2 separate regions of the Homo sapiens genome follow, and region 2 is linked to region 1. A link is a contact called in ENCODE Hi-C data. All regions are on one chromosome and are shown on one strand. Each heading gives the region's core, a stretch centred on a gene start or an enhancer-like site at or near the end of the contact. The rest is flanking DNA. Distances are from core to core; before and after follow the strand shown. Region 1 holds the start of TOX2 (TOX high mobility group box family member 2). Region 2 holds the start of IFT52 (intraflagellar transport 52).

Evidence for each region. A loop is a pair of places that touch in the nucleus more often than their neighbours do. Pooled maps may share reads with other maps.
Region 2: a loop to region 1 is called in a pooled map, with 4 times the contacts of the local background. The contact joins the promoter of IFT52 here to the promoter of TOX2 in region 1. A Hi-C loop is called at or near these places in 6 of 50 pooled maps.

The regions. Positions count from the first base shown.
Region 1 is chr20:43,911,790-43,918,737 of GRCh38, reverse strand. It overlaps TOX2 (TOX high mobility group box family member 2), which reads right to left and starts at 3,886. Exons shown (of 9, transcript NM_001098797.2): 1 at 3,748-3,886. The coding sequence starts at 3,846. RefSeq lists enhancers at 1,276-1,335, 2,714-3,431, 3,432-4,149 and silencers at 2,406-2,455, 3,646-3,735, 3,786-3,895, 3,916-4,015, 4,116-4,235 and 1 more.
Region 2 is chr20:43,587,487-43,594,434 of GRCh38, reverse strand. IFT52 (intraflagellar transport 52) reads right to left here and starts at 3,498. Exons shown (of 14, transcript NM_016004.5): 1 at 3,381-3,498. RefSeq lists an enhancer at 3,307-3,376.

The DNA.
Region 1 (6,948 bases), core at 2,637-5,136:
AGGTGAATGGATAAACCAATTGTATTATATTTATACAATATAATATTACTCAGCAATTAAATGGAACAAACTATGGATATATACAACATCGTGGATGAATGTTGAAGACATTACATTGAGCAAAAAGAAGACAGACACACAAATGTTTATGCTGCATATCAAGTTCTAGAACTTAAGCATGGTTAATATACCTAAATTGAACTTAAAGAAAGCATTGGTAACAGAAATCAGGTAAGTAGTTGCCTCTGGAGGTGGGGATAAGGCGTGCTGTCTATAAAGGGATGTGAGGGAACTTCCTGGGATGACGGAAATGTTCTCTATCTGGACTGGGATGCTGGTTACATGAGTGTTAATATTTATCAAAACTCATGGAACTGTACACTTAAAATCTTCATGTTATTGTATGTAAATCACATCTCAGTAAAAAATGAGCTAAAAATCATTTGCCCTAGGTCACTAAGCAACAAATGGACATTTGAACCCAGGCTTGCCCAGTTCTGATGGCTAGTTTACACTAGTCTGCCATAGTTGAGCAGGGATCCCCCAGCTGTCCCCCAGCCTGGTAAGATGCCTTGCCAAAATCTGAACCAGGAGTTCATAGTTACCCTAAGAAAGATGTTACAGGCTCTAAACCCCTGAACCATGACAGAGACTTGCAAAAAAGCCAAACAAGTGTCCTGCTGGGAGTCAAACCTGGGCTCAGGCCTCATCTTTGTTCCTTACTTGCTGTGTAATCTGTGAGTTACACTCCTCTGTGACTCAGTTTCCCCTTCTGTAATGCAAAGAAGGAGGAGACCAATGGTTCCCAGCATGGAGCCACAGATCCTGGGAGCCATGGGGCCACAAATCCCTATGCTCAAAAAGCACCTTTATTACATTAAATAGTAATGAGTCTTCTTCATACCTGTTAAGCTATTTTTCTAATGCATGCTAATATTGTGTTTAATAAAATACACATCTATTTCAAAGCAAAAATAAAACCATAACAGCTTTTCATTAGTGTGCATTTTCTCAAACAAAAGATACCAAAAGAACAACCAATGTTCGTGACTTTGGTTTAAAGAGGCTGGGAATCTCTGTGTAGAGGATCGCTAAGGGGACAGTCGCCAAGGGGATGGTCGCCAAGGGGACGGTCGCCAAGAGCCCTTCCAGGTCAACTGCCCCATAGGTGTCGGGCATCACTTGGGCAAATGCTTGCCCTTATGTATATAAAGCCTGGCTCCCTGTGCAACGAGCCTCTTGTCTGCGGACAGAGCCCCCCATGTGTGGGTGTGTCCACCCCACAATGTCTGGATTCAGCCAGGCCTACAGGCCCCAAGTGTGGTCACTACTGCACCCTGAGCCTGTTTCCCCTCCAGCTTTGATAGTGACTAGTGTAAAGGTGGAGCTTGGGCATTTCCCTCCCCAACCCCTCCCCATCCACTTCTTGAGCCAGAAAAGGGGAGTTCCTGATCACAGCCTGGCCCTACCCCCCAACCACCACCACTAAGGCCATGCCCACTTGGGAATCCCTTACCAAAAGACCTCTAGCCCCTAAATGAATACAGTGACCTCTCCCCTCCCGCCTCACCCTGCTCTAGCCTGAAGGACTGAGTAGCAGATTTCACATCCAAGTGCAAAGTCAGACCTTCCTTTCACCTATCAAGTGGCTCAGCTGCATCCCCACCCCCATCCCTGCCCCGCCCCACTCTGGACACATCCTCAGCTATGGGCCAGGGGTCCTACATCCCACACAGAAAGAAACCAGAATCGCCGGCTTCTCATTCCCTCCCTGACGGGCCCTTCCCGGCGAGATTCGCACAGGTTCTGGTGCTGAGTCAGAGGTTTACAGAGCATCAGAATAAAGCAGGGGCCTCGGCTGAGTCCTGCCTCCAAAGGCCCCTATTTGGGACAGCCCCACCCTGGCGAGATTTATAGAAACACCACCCTCAAACGGAGCGCTCCAGGCTAAACCCCCACCCACTCAGACTTTGAGGCACAAATGCCCAGCCCACCCACACCCGCAAACCAGAGGCTGGTACCTACCTCGCCAACTTCACATTTTGAAAAATAACAAAGCCAAGGGCAGAAGACAGACCAGCTGCCCCCACACCCAACCTTCTCCTCCCTGAAAACTCCACTTGCTACTTTTAATCTATTTTCCTCCATCAGACTGGAGGCAGCTCCCGGCCTTCTCCTGAGGCTACCATCCCCCCTCATCGGCTTCTAACTTTGCAGGTCACTGGACAAAAGAGAACCACCGCCACTCTTCGCGAGACCTCACTTGTCGCCCACCACCGCCCCACATCGCGCAGGCCCTAGTGGCCTGGATGCTTGCTGCCCCTGGCGAACTGCAGGGAGGCTTTGCCAGAAGCCGCTCCCCTGGGGCCTGAGGGCGCACTCAGGGAGGCCCAGCCCGGGAGGCCCCGGGATCCGCGCCGGGACGCCTCTCTCCTGCCTCATCCCCACTACCAGGGGCCTGACGAAAAGCCTGCGAGGTTGGGGAGAGACCCTGGGGGGCGCCGATCCAGCCACTGGACGCGCACTCACCCCGCATCGCCACGGAGCCCACGCGTCTGCGCCAGGGCTGCGGGAAACCCACGCGCGCTGTTCAATCCGGGCTCCGAGTGACGAAAACCCGCGCTTGGCTCCAGCCGGCCCGGGACCGACGCACCGACTGGCGGACGCGCGGACAGTCTGGCTTCCTAACTAAGTTTGAAAGTTCCCTCTCCGGCGACCGAAGGGGACGCGGACTGCTTAGAGGCACCCAACCCATCCAGGCTGGGCCAGACCCGGCAGTGGGACCTGACGCCTCGGGTTCGGGGTTCCAGGCACGCAAGCCTCCATCACTGGGAATGCGCCCGGCGCAGCGCAGCTGGGACCTGGCTGGGGTGGGGGGATAGATCCTGGAAACATGGAGGAGGGAGGGTGTCCGGCACTACAGCCCCAGCCTGGAGGGACGCCGGCTCACCGCTCCCGGGAGGACACAGGCCTCGATTGGCCGCAGCCTACTCGGAATCCGAGGCCCCGCCAGGCAGTGACGGCCAATTAGTAAACTGCCCAATTAGTGTGCTGCGGCGCTGAGAAGTTAAACCTCGACGCGCGAGTGTGGATGACCGAGGTGTGGCCGTCCCTGGGTGTGACCGCGTGTGACTGTGTGGCCGTCAGGACGATCTGTGTCTGAGGCTCACCGTCCAGGGGGGTGGCTGTGTGTGACAGCGTGCGCCTGGGTGAGGCGTTGTGGCTGCGAGAGTGTGACTGTCGGGCGACTTCTTTGTGTGACTGTCCCCCGTTGTGCCTGGGTGTGACAGCGGGTGGGGGCATGTCACGGTGTGTGGGGCATCGGAGCGTCTGTGGGTGACTCGTCTGTGGCGGTGAGGCTGTTTGCGGGTGAGTGGTTGCGTGTCGTTGTGTATAAGTGACTGTCAGGGTGACTTGCGTGGGACGGCGGGACCGTGTAAGCAGTGCCTGGCCGCCTGCGTGTGGCTGTGGGTCACTGTGACGGCTTGTGAATGACTGCGAGGCTGTCAGGGGGACGCGAGTGAGGGGCCACTGTGTCGTCGCACGGGTGGCTGTCGGGATGACTTCTGCCCGCGATCCCAACAACTCAGGGCGTGAGCGTGGCCGCGAGGGGATCGATGTGAGCCGCCCGTGCCCGTCGGCGGGGCTGATGTGCGCGGCCCCGTGTGACCCCGGGAGCGCCTGAGTCCCGAGCTGCCAGGTGACTCCGGCCCCGCCCGCCGGGGACCCCCGCCCGCCCCCGCCTACCTTGCCGCCGTGGTAATAGTCCAGGTGCGCCAGGCCGGCCGGCTCGGCCCCGGGCCGCGCGCCCACCGCGGGCGCCGAGGGGTACAGGCGGACGTCCATGGCGGGCGCGGCGGCGGCGGCGGCGGCTCCCGCGGGCAGTGCCTGGGCGGGCGGCGGGTGGGAGCCAGTGTGCGAGCGGGACTGCGAGCGCGGGGGGCGGGCCGGGGGCGGTGCCCAGAGGAGCGCCCCGCCCCCGCCCCCGCCCCGCCCGCGCGCGCTATTGTTCCGGCCTCGGGCGCTGCCTAGGGCCGGGGGCCCGGGGGCCCGGGCCGGGGCGTGGAGGTCCTTCCTCCGGGCTGGGCCGCCGCCGGGTCCCCCGCCCGGCCCTGCATCCCTGAGGGGGGCGCGCCTGTCCAGACGGCGCTTTTCCGTCCCGCCTTTCGCCACCCACGGTGAGGAGAGAAGCCCGAACGGCACCCCTCCCCAGAAGTGGGACACTCCCTTGCCCTAAATATTTGAGGCGGCGCTAGTCCCCGCCCCGCGGCGTGGGTGCGGGGGGAAGAGGAAGGTGGTGACAGGACCACTTTGGAGATGGGTGCTGCCTTACCTGGGGGGACGCAGGCCAGCGCCGGAGGATGCTCTTAGCATGCCCGCCCCCTCCTCGTCTCACTGATCTGAGTCAGCTTGACAGCCCCCCCTGGAGATTGCCGCGCTTAAACTCTCACTCACATATGGGGAAACTGAGTCAAAAACTTGCAGCATCAGTAATGGAGCTCCAGGCGGGTGGGCTCCGTTGCCCCCAAAGGATCCAGAGCTGAAACCACTTGGAGAAGGCAGCAGGACCCCACCCCTTTTAATGATAGGGAGGGGAGGGCCGCAGGAATGCCTAGAGCCCGAAGCTCTGAAGAGGGGTCTAGGATCTGCCCACAGTCACGGTCTCTTGGAGTGAGGAAAGGAAGAAAATGAGATTGGAATGGGATGGCTCTGATGGTGGGTCAGAAAGGTGACTGTGAAATGGGGTTCCTCCCCAACCAAAAAAAAAAAAAAAACCCTCTAGTTCTTGATATCACTTGCTGGTTGCTAGACTGTTGCACCCCCATCCCCCTTTTCATGCAAGAATTGTCTACACTAGCAATCTCCCCTAGCAATCTCACTGCTCACTGACTGCTCCAGGTATGTCTGACTGGGAGAGGCCAGGAGGCGAAGTCAGCCAGAATGGCATTCTTGTGTGGCACCAGGATATAGGATGCCATTGGGAGAAAAGGACTTGAGCTTCCTGCCCACTCAGGAGCTAGCTTAGAACTTAGTTCTCAACTGCTGCTTGGGCTTTGCTGGTCCTGGCCTAGAACTAGGACCATAAGAAAGATGCATTAACAAAAGATAGGTGTGGGAAACAGGCATTCACTGAAGGCTTGGGAACAACAGAGGGAAATTATAGCTCAGAAAGGAAAGAACTTCCAAATAAATTTCAGCAGTCATTGTTTCTAGAAATACAATGCCACACCTCATCAGAAAAAAATTTCCATTGTCCTGTGTCCATTTTTTTCATCTGGATATCCAACTGACCAGCACTCTTTATTGAAAAGATCACCACCACCACCACCACCCCCCTACACACACACACATACTCTTCTGCAATGCTAACATTGTCGTAAATCAAGTAGTCGATATGTGCATAAGACTGTTCCTGAATTCTCTATTCTGTTCTGTTAGCCTATTTTTCTCTCCCTGTGCCATTATCACAATGTCTGGATTACTGTGGGCTTATAAGTCTAAATGTCCCATGAAATAAGCCTACCCATTTTGTTCTTTTAAGACTGCATTGGCTATTCTTGATGTTTACACTTTCACAGAAATTTTGGAATCAGCATACCTATTTATATATATACACACAAACACACTAACACAATCTTGCTGGGATTTCAATTGGTATCACTTTGAACCTTTAGATCAATTGGAATAAAATTAACATTTTCAATAGTAAAACTTCTTATCCATGAACATGGTATGTCCCTTCATTTATTTTGGGTTTTTAAAAAAGTTATCTCAGCAATGTTTTGTAGTTTTCTACGTGGAGACCTTGCACATCTTTTATTAAATTTAGCCCCGGGTGTTTTTTGTTGCTATTATGAATGGCTTCTTTATTTTATTTTCTGTTTGTTGTCAGTACAGGGTTGTTGTTTTACAACATGTCCACAAATTCTTTGACACCTTTCCCAAGAAGTAGAGTCTAACACTCTTCCCCTCGGGAAGGGATTAGTCTTAGCGAATGGGTTTTAACAAAAAGAATGTGACAGAAGTGAATCTATGTGACTTCTGAGGCTAGCTAGATCATAAAATTAATAGGGCTTCTACCTGGCTCCCTCTCTCAGGACTTTTGTCTTTGGAACACTAAGCCATCATATGAGAACTCTCTCTTAGGCTGCCATGCATTGAAGAAGCCCAAACTAACCCACACAGAAAAATCATATGCAGAGACCCTGATACTAAGTAAAGAGGGATTCCTAGCCAGTCCCCAGCTCTGCCAGCTCCTGCTGTTCCTGTTCCATCTGCTATCTGACTGTACCCACATGAAAAAGGCTGAACTGTGCAGATGAGCCCTTCTTGAATCCAAAATGCACAGAAACCATGAGAGATAATAAATGATTATTGTTATTTTAAGCCACAAAGTTTTGGAGTGATTTGTTACTTAGCAATATAGGTCTGAAACATAGTATAAATAGATTTTTAAATAATGCCCTTGTATCCAGCAACATTGCCAAACTCATTTATTAATTCTAGTAATTCATCTGTAGATTCTTTGGCTTTAAAAAAAAATTTCTATCTCATCTGTAAAAATGAGAGTTTTAGTTTTTTCTTTTCAATTCTTATAAGTTTTGTTTCTTTTTCTTGCCTTGTTGCACTGGCTAATATCACCAGTATAATTTTGGAAAGAAGTAATAGTAGCAGACACTCTTGCCCCATTCCTGATTTCCTGATCTCAGAAGGAAAGATATCAATAGTTCACCATTAGTTATAATGCTTGCTGTAGTTTTATTTTTGTTTCATTTTGCTTTGGTGTTTTTGTTTGTTTGTTTGTTTTTTGAGACAGAGTCTCACTCTGTCACCAGGCTGGAGTGCAGTGGTGTGATCTTGGCTCACTGCAAACTCCGACTCCCTGGTTCAAGCGATTCTCCTGCCTCAGCCTCCTGAGTAGCTGGGATTACGGGTGTGTGCCACCAT
Region 2 (6,948 bases), core at 2,249-4,748, 320 kb after region 1:
ACCTATGGCTCTGCCCTGCCATCACCCTGCTCTTGTGTCCCAAGACCATGTTTCCATCCTGATTCATTACTGCTAACTACTGTTAAGCGCAGGGTATAGTCTTCTAGATTCTATTTTTCTTTTTTTTGAGACGGAGTCTTGCTCTGTCTCCCAGGTTGGAGTGCAATGGTGTGATCTTGGCTCACTGCAACCTCCATCTCCCGGGTTCAAGCGATTCTCCTGCCTCAGCCTCCTGAGTTGCCAGGATTACAGGCACGTGTCACCATGCCCAGCTAATTTTTGTATTTTCAGTAGAGACGGGGTTTCACCATGTTGGTCAGGCTGGTCTCAAACTCCTGACCTCATGATCCACCTGCCTTGGCCTCCCAAAGTGCTGGGATTACAGGTGTGAGCCACTGCACCCAGCTCGAGATTCTTTTTATACATATATTAACTTACAGTTTTATTTTATGAAATAGGATCTTACCATATGCATTATTCTGAAACACCTGTTTCACCTAACCTTGTATATTTGACATCTTTCTTTGTCAGTACACATGGATCTACCATATTCTTTTAAACAGCTACACAGGGCTGGGTGCAGTGGCTCACGCCTGTAACTCCAGCACTTTGAGAGGCTGAGGTGGGAGGATCGCTTGAGCTCAGCAGTTCCAGACCAGCCTGGATAACATGATAAAACCACATCTCTACAAAAAAAATTAGCAGGGCATGGTGGCACATATCTGTAGTCCCAGCTATTCGGGAGGCTGAGGTGAAAGGATTGCTTGAGCCCAAGAGGTTAAGGCTGCAGTGAGCCACAATCACGCCACTCTGCACTCCAGCCTGGAGAACACAGCAAGACCCTGTCTTTAAACAACAACAACAACAAAAACAGCTACACAGTATTCATTTTATGGATCTACCATAATTTATTTAACCAGTCATCTACTGGCTGACATCTTTTATCAAATATTTTCTAAAACAATACTAAAAACATCAATGTTAAACAACATGTTTTTCTGCAATTTGCATATTTGTAGAGATTCTTATCTATTGAATGGCTGAGTAAATCATTTCCAAATTGCCCTCCAAAAAGTTATACTCATTTATATTTCCACTAACACCCTTCTGTTTCCACACAATCCTATTTCCAGTCTTTGTCATGTTTGCCAATAAAGGGCCAAAAAACCCCCCTCATTACTGTTTTAATTTCCACTTTGAAGTTAGTGAGATAGTTGTCTCTTGCTATAGATTTTTGCCACTTGTATTTCTTCTGATTTTCTTGTCCAGGTACTCTTGATCATTTTTCTCTTTAAATTTTTCTTTTTAAAAACTTCTTCTTATTATTATTATTTGAGATAAAAGTCCCACTCTGTGACCCAGGCTGGGAGTGCAGTGCTGCAATCACAACTCACTGTAGCCTTGACCTCCCAGGCTCAAGCAATCATCCCACTTCAACCTCATGGGTAGCTGGGACTACAGGCGCGCACCAGTGTCCAGCTAATTTTTAAATTTTTTGTAGAAGCAAGGTCTCGCTATGTTGCCCTTGAACTCCTGACCTCAAGTGATCCTCCTACCTCAACCTCCCAAAGTGCTGGTTTACTGGCATGAGCCACTGCACCCAGTCGGGTTTCATAATTTTCTAATTGATCATTAAACAAACATTTTCATAAGTTTATTTGGCTTCTGGTAGTTTTTTTGGTTTGGTTGAATTTTGCAGGCCATATAGATTTTAAATTTTATAGAGTTAAAAGTATGAATCTTTTCCTTCCTGGCTTCTGGATGACATGAAACACTTAGAAGAGTTTTTTGTCATTCTAAGATTATAAATAAATTCAACAATGCTTTACTTCAGTACTTCATGATGTAATTTTTTTTTTTTTTTGAGAGAGTCTGCTCTGTGGCCTAAGCTGGAGTGCAGTGGCACGATCTCGGCTCACCACAACCTCTGCCTCCCAGATTCAAGAGATTCTCGTGCCTCAGCCTCCCAAGCGGCTGGGACTACAGGCGCCCAAACACACCCGGCTAATTCGTGATGTAATTTTTTAACATTTAAATTTTAGTCCATTTGGAAATTATTGTGGTGCTCAAAATGGGCTTCATTCCTTTTTTTTTTCCTTCTTTTTCAAAGCATAGTCTTGCTCTGTCACCCAGGCTGGAGTGCAGTGGTGCAATCTCGGCTCGCTGCAACCTCCGCCTCCCAAGTTCAAGCAATTCTCCTGCCTCAGCCTCCCCAGTAGCTGGGATTACAGGCGCGCGCCATAGTAGAGACGGTGTTTCACCAGGTTGGCCAGGCTGGTCTGGAACTCCTGACCTCAAGTGATCCACCCGCTTTGGCCTCCCAAAGTGCTGGGATTACAGGTGTGAGCCACCTCGCTCGACTGGTTTAATTATTTTCTAAATTGCTAAAAAAGCTGCCTGACCCCAATTCATCTCTTCAATGCTGATTTGAAATACAGTACCACCTCGCCTATATAATAAATCCCTATATATAAATCGCTCTTATTCTGAGTTCTAATATATTTTATCTACCTGTAAGCTCCTGCTGAGTCCCAAACTTTTTAAATTAATTTATTTATTTTCAGAGACAGGGTTTCCTTTTGATACCCATGCTGGTCTCTGACTCCTGGGCTCAAGGGATCCTGCCGCCTCAGCCTACCAAGTAGCCAGGACTACGGGCCCACACTGCTGCACCCATCTTCTATGCTAGTTTAATTGCTATACCTTTATGTTATAATATCTGGTGGTTCTGGAGAGCTAATCTCCCTTATTAGCATTAATTTTAGAATTTTCCTGGCTACTTTCACATATTTATCCTTCTTTAAGCACTTTAACATCATTTTGTCCAGTTGAAAAACTGCCCCCTCCATGGTCCCACCACCGTGATACATCTATCTTTTTTTGTTCTGTTAGTTCAGCCCCTGGTGAGAGTAGCAGGTCTGCGTTCCTGTACTGTCAGACTTAGCCAGAAATGCATTTCCTTAATAATAGTATAAGGCCTTTAAAACTATAAAAATAACAAATATTTGGGTAACGCTGCCAAACCATTCTCTCGCTTTCTCTTCAATAACATTACCAGTCAAATCAGTATTTTCCCACATGAATACCGAGGGGTCGCAGCCACGACAGAAGAGAGATTAAGACTGTACGATTCCTCGTCCCATGCTCTTTCATAGTCAGCGGAACGACTAAACACCTGCACCACCCGAGGCCGTGGAGATGGGCGCCCAGCCGGGGCGCCAGGAACCCGGGCTACGTCCGCGCCCACAGTTTACTTCACCCCGGGGGACCCTGGATGTTCTATGACCGGCCCAGCGGCCTCGAAGAGTGCGGCGAGTCCCTCGCCAGCTCCCAGGCCGCACCAACGCCCCAGCCGGCCCACCACTGTTGGCGCCCTTTACCTGAGGCCCAGCGACCACCGCTCACCTGACGCCGCCCAGCATCCCGCGGCCAGGTATCCAAGGCCGCTTAGTAACCGGAGAGGCGCGTCGGTGCGCCGGGAGGCGTGGCCCAGGACGCAGCGCTAGCTCCGGCCGACGTGATGACGACAGCACGGAAGGCGCCTCTCCGTCGCAGGCGTCAGGGGTAGGCAGCCTGACTGATGTGGGGCTGTACCATTTGGTGCATGAGGGGCAAATCCAAACATAAGGAGAATTAACTTTTCACCAAAAATAAACCCATTTAATTTTGTTCTTTAGTATCAATTACGAGTAAAGACTAATAACAACGGTAGGACCCAAGTGCCCAAACTTCGCTCCACCCACAGGGAGGAGAATAGTGAAGGCTTCCAGCGCGGGGGGGTTGGAGAACGCCCCAGCTTCGATTCCCAAAGCGCAGGAGCAGAGTGGAGCCAGGCGAGGGCGGGGCCGGGCGGAAGGCTGTGCTGGACTATTAGGAACTACTTAACGGAAAAGGGTGCGCAGGTTTAGTGTTGAGAATGATAAACCGTATAATTCTGTTTTATTAACTCCGCATCTTTGCTTGCCATGGTACTAGGCTTGAGCGCCGGCGAGCATGGCGGGGAGTTAGAACTTGAATAGATTCTACAAAAATGTGAAAACTATGAACTGTATTAGGGAGTCTAACGACTAAGCTGGTCAAAAAGGCGCCCCTGTTGAGCAGAGATTTGAAGAGAGAGTGGTATTCATTAAGGCAAAGGCTGGGGAAGGGCGTTCCCGGCAGAAAGAACTGCTTGTGCAAAAGCACCACCAATACAGGTTGCCCTGCCATCGCCATTAAGATGGGAAACCAGAAGCCTGCAACTACCAACAGGCCACCCGACTACCCAGGAAAGCGCTCTGTGCCTGCCTTTAGAGGTGTGTGGATTTGTGAACAACGCTGCAGCAGCCTGGAAGACCCAAACTGAAGATTGCAGAGAGCTCTGACAGTTTTTATTTACATTTATGTTTGTCTTCGAATCTAGGATATTAAAACACATACAACTCGTGTTGCTTTCCACAATTTCTGTCACTGGAAATTTTAAAAGTGGAGACGGGCCGGGCGCAGCGGCTCTCTCCTGTAATCCCAGCACTTTGGGAGGCCGAGGCAGGTGGATCTCTTTAGCCCAGGAGTTTGAGGCCAGCCTAGGCAACATGGCGAAACCCGGTATCTACTAAAAATAGGAAAAATTACCTGGGCGTGGTGGCGCGCGCCTGTAGTCCCAGCTGCTTGGGAGACTGAGGTGGGAGGATTGATTGATTGATCCTAGGAGGTTGAGGCTGCAGTGAGCCGTCATGGTGCCGCCGCACTCTAGCCTAGGCAACACAGTGAGACCTTGTCTCAAAAAGAAAGTGGAGAACAGGGTGATTTGAGAATTCTCTTTGGTCAGATGAAGTGGCTTCTGCCTGTAATCCCAGCATTTTGGGAGGCCAAGGTGGGAGGACTGCTTGAGGCCAGGAGTCTGGGACCTGGGTAACAGTAACACCTTTTCTCTCCAATAATAATAGTAATAATAAATAAAAAAAGAAAATTAGCCAGGCATGGTGGCACACACCTGTAGTCTTAGCTACTTGGGAGGCTGAGGTGGGAAGATCGCTGGAACCCAGGAGTTCGGGCTGCAGTGAGCCATGATCGCTCCACTGCACCCCAGCCTGGGCAACAGAGTGAGACTCTGTCTCTTAAAAAAAAAAAGTTCTCTTCTTGGGGATGCTGTATTTTGGTGCAGAATTGGGTGAATACAGTTTGCAGTTAGGGTAATAATGGAAATGAAGTATTCTCACTGAAGAGAGAGTAGGCCGTCCCATTTGAAGGCTGGGACAAATCTTGGGATCTTTCTGCCTGATATGCAGTCAGTGTTTGCTACAGCACCTGCCCAGAGCATTTCTCCCACTGTTAGAGATTGCAGAAAGAGTAAGAGTTTTGGCCGGGTGCAGTGGCCCACGCCTGTAATCCCAGCACTTTGGGAGGCCAAGGCAGGTGGATCACTTGAGGTCAAGAGCTCGAGACCAGCCTGACCAACATGGTGAAACCCCGTCTCTATAAAAAATAAAATAAAAATAAAAATACAAAAAATTAGCCGGGTGTGGTGGCGGCCGCCTGTAATCCCAGCTGCTTGGGAGACTGAGGCAGGAGAATCACTCGAACCCAGGAGGCAGAGGTTGCAGTGAGCTGAGATTGCGCCATTGCACTCCAGCCTGGGCAACAAGAGCATAACTCCGTCCCCGCTTCCCCCCCCAAAAAAGCAAGAGTAAGACTTTTAGAATCAGTAGTTGTCACCAAGTTCAATTCCTCGCTGTGACTTGTACCAGCTGGGTGACCTTGGGCAGTTTTCATAATCTCTGAGCAAATGTATCCTATCTGTAAAGCGAAGTTAATAATTTCTTTCTTTCTTTCTTTTTTTGCCGAAACTGAGTCTTGCTCTGTTGCCCAGGCTGGAGTGCAATGGCATGATCTCCGCTCACTGCAACCTTCGCTTCCTGGGTTCAAGCAATTCTCCTGCCTCAGTCTCTCAGGTAGCTGGGATTACAGGCACCCGCCACCATGCCCGGCTAATTTTTGTATTCTTAGTAAAAACGGGGTTTCACCATTTTGGCTAGGCTGGTCTTGAACTCTTGACCTCGTGAATTGCCTGCCTTGGCCTCCCAGAGTGCTGGGATTACAGGCGTGAGCCACTGCGCCCAGTCTGAAGTTCATAATTTCTAAATGCTGGCTTATAGTGAGGATTGTAGATAATGCATATAAAACTTGGAATGTGCTCAATAAACATAGGTTGTAGCATGTTCCATTCAACAGCATAGTTTTTCATTTTTATTTTTTATCCTGATGAAAATAATTGTGCTTTTACAATCTCAGAACAGATAGAACCATTATATGTTTCACCGTCCACAGCTGATTGTGTGCTTCTGACACTACTATTACGTTTCTGATCATTATACTCCTGTTTTTTTGCTTTGGGAAGTTAGGGGGATTTTGACCTCTCCCTCATCTTGTCCCAAATTTGTCAATTATCTGGCACTATTAAGATGGAAATCAGTGTGTATCTTTCAGCGTTCTTAGCACATGTGAAAGCTTAACATGAACTCTTCCTGACCCAGTTTTGATCTCTAATAGCTCAGTGTCATTGGTGTTTTTTCTGTGGTCTCCCAGACTTCTTCCCCGTGATTCCTGGGGCAGGAGGCTGGGTGAACAAGACTTGAGGAAGGGAAAGAGTGGGATTGAATTAAGAGGAAAAGGCAATAAAATCACCAGCACACACTGATCCAAGAAAGTTCCTTCCCTTGTCTCCCAACCAAAAAAGCTAATAAGGCCACCCAGGAGTATGAACCACACATTTGTAAAAAAACAAACCACTTTTCGTATTTATTTATTTATTAATAAGACAGTCACACTCTGTCGCCCAGGCTGGAGTGCAGTGGCACGATCTTGGCTCACTGCAACCTCTGCCTCCCGGGTTCAAGTGATTCTCGTGTCTCAGCCTCCCGAGTAGCTGGGACTACAAGCATGCACCACCACACTCAGCTAAATTTTTGT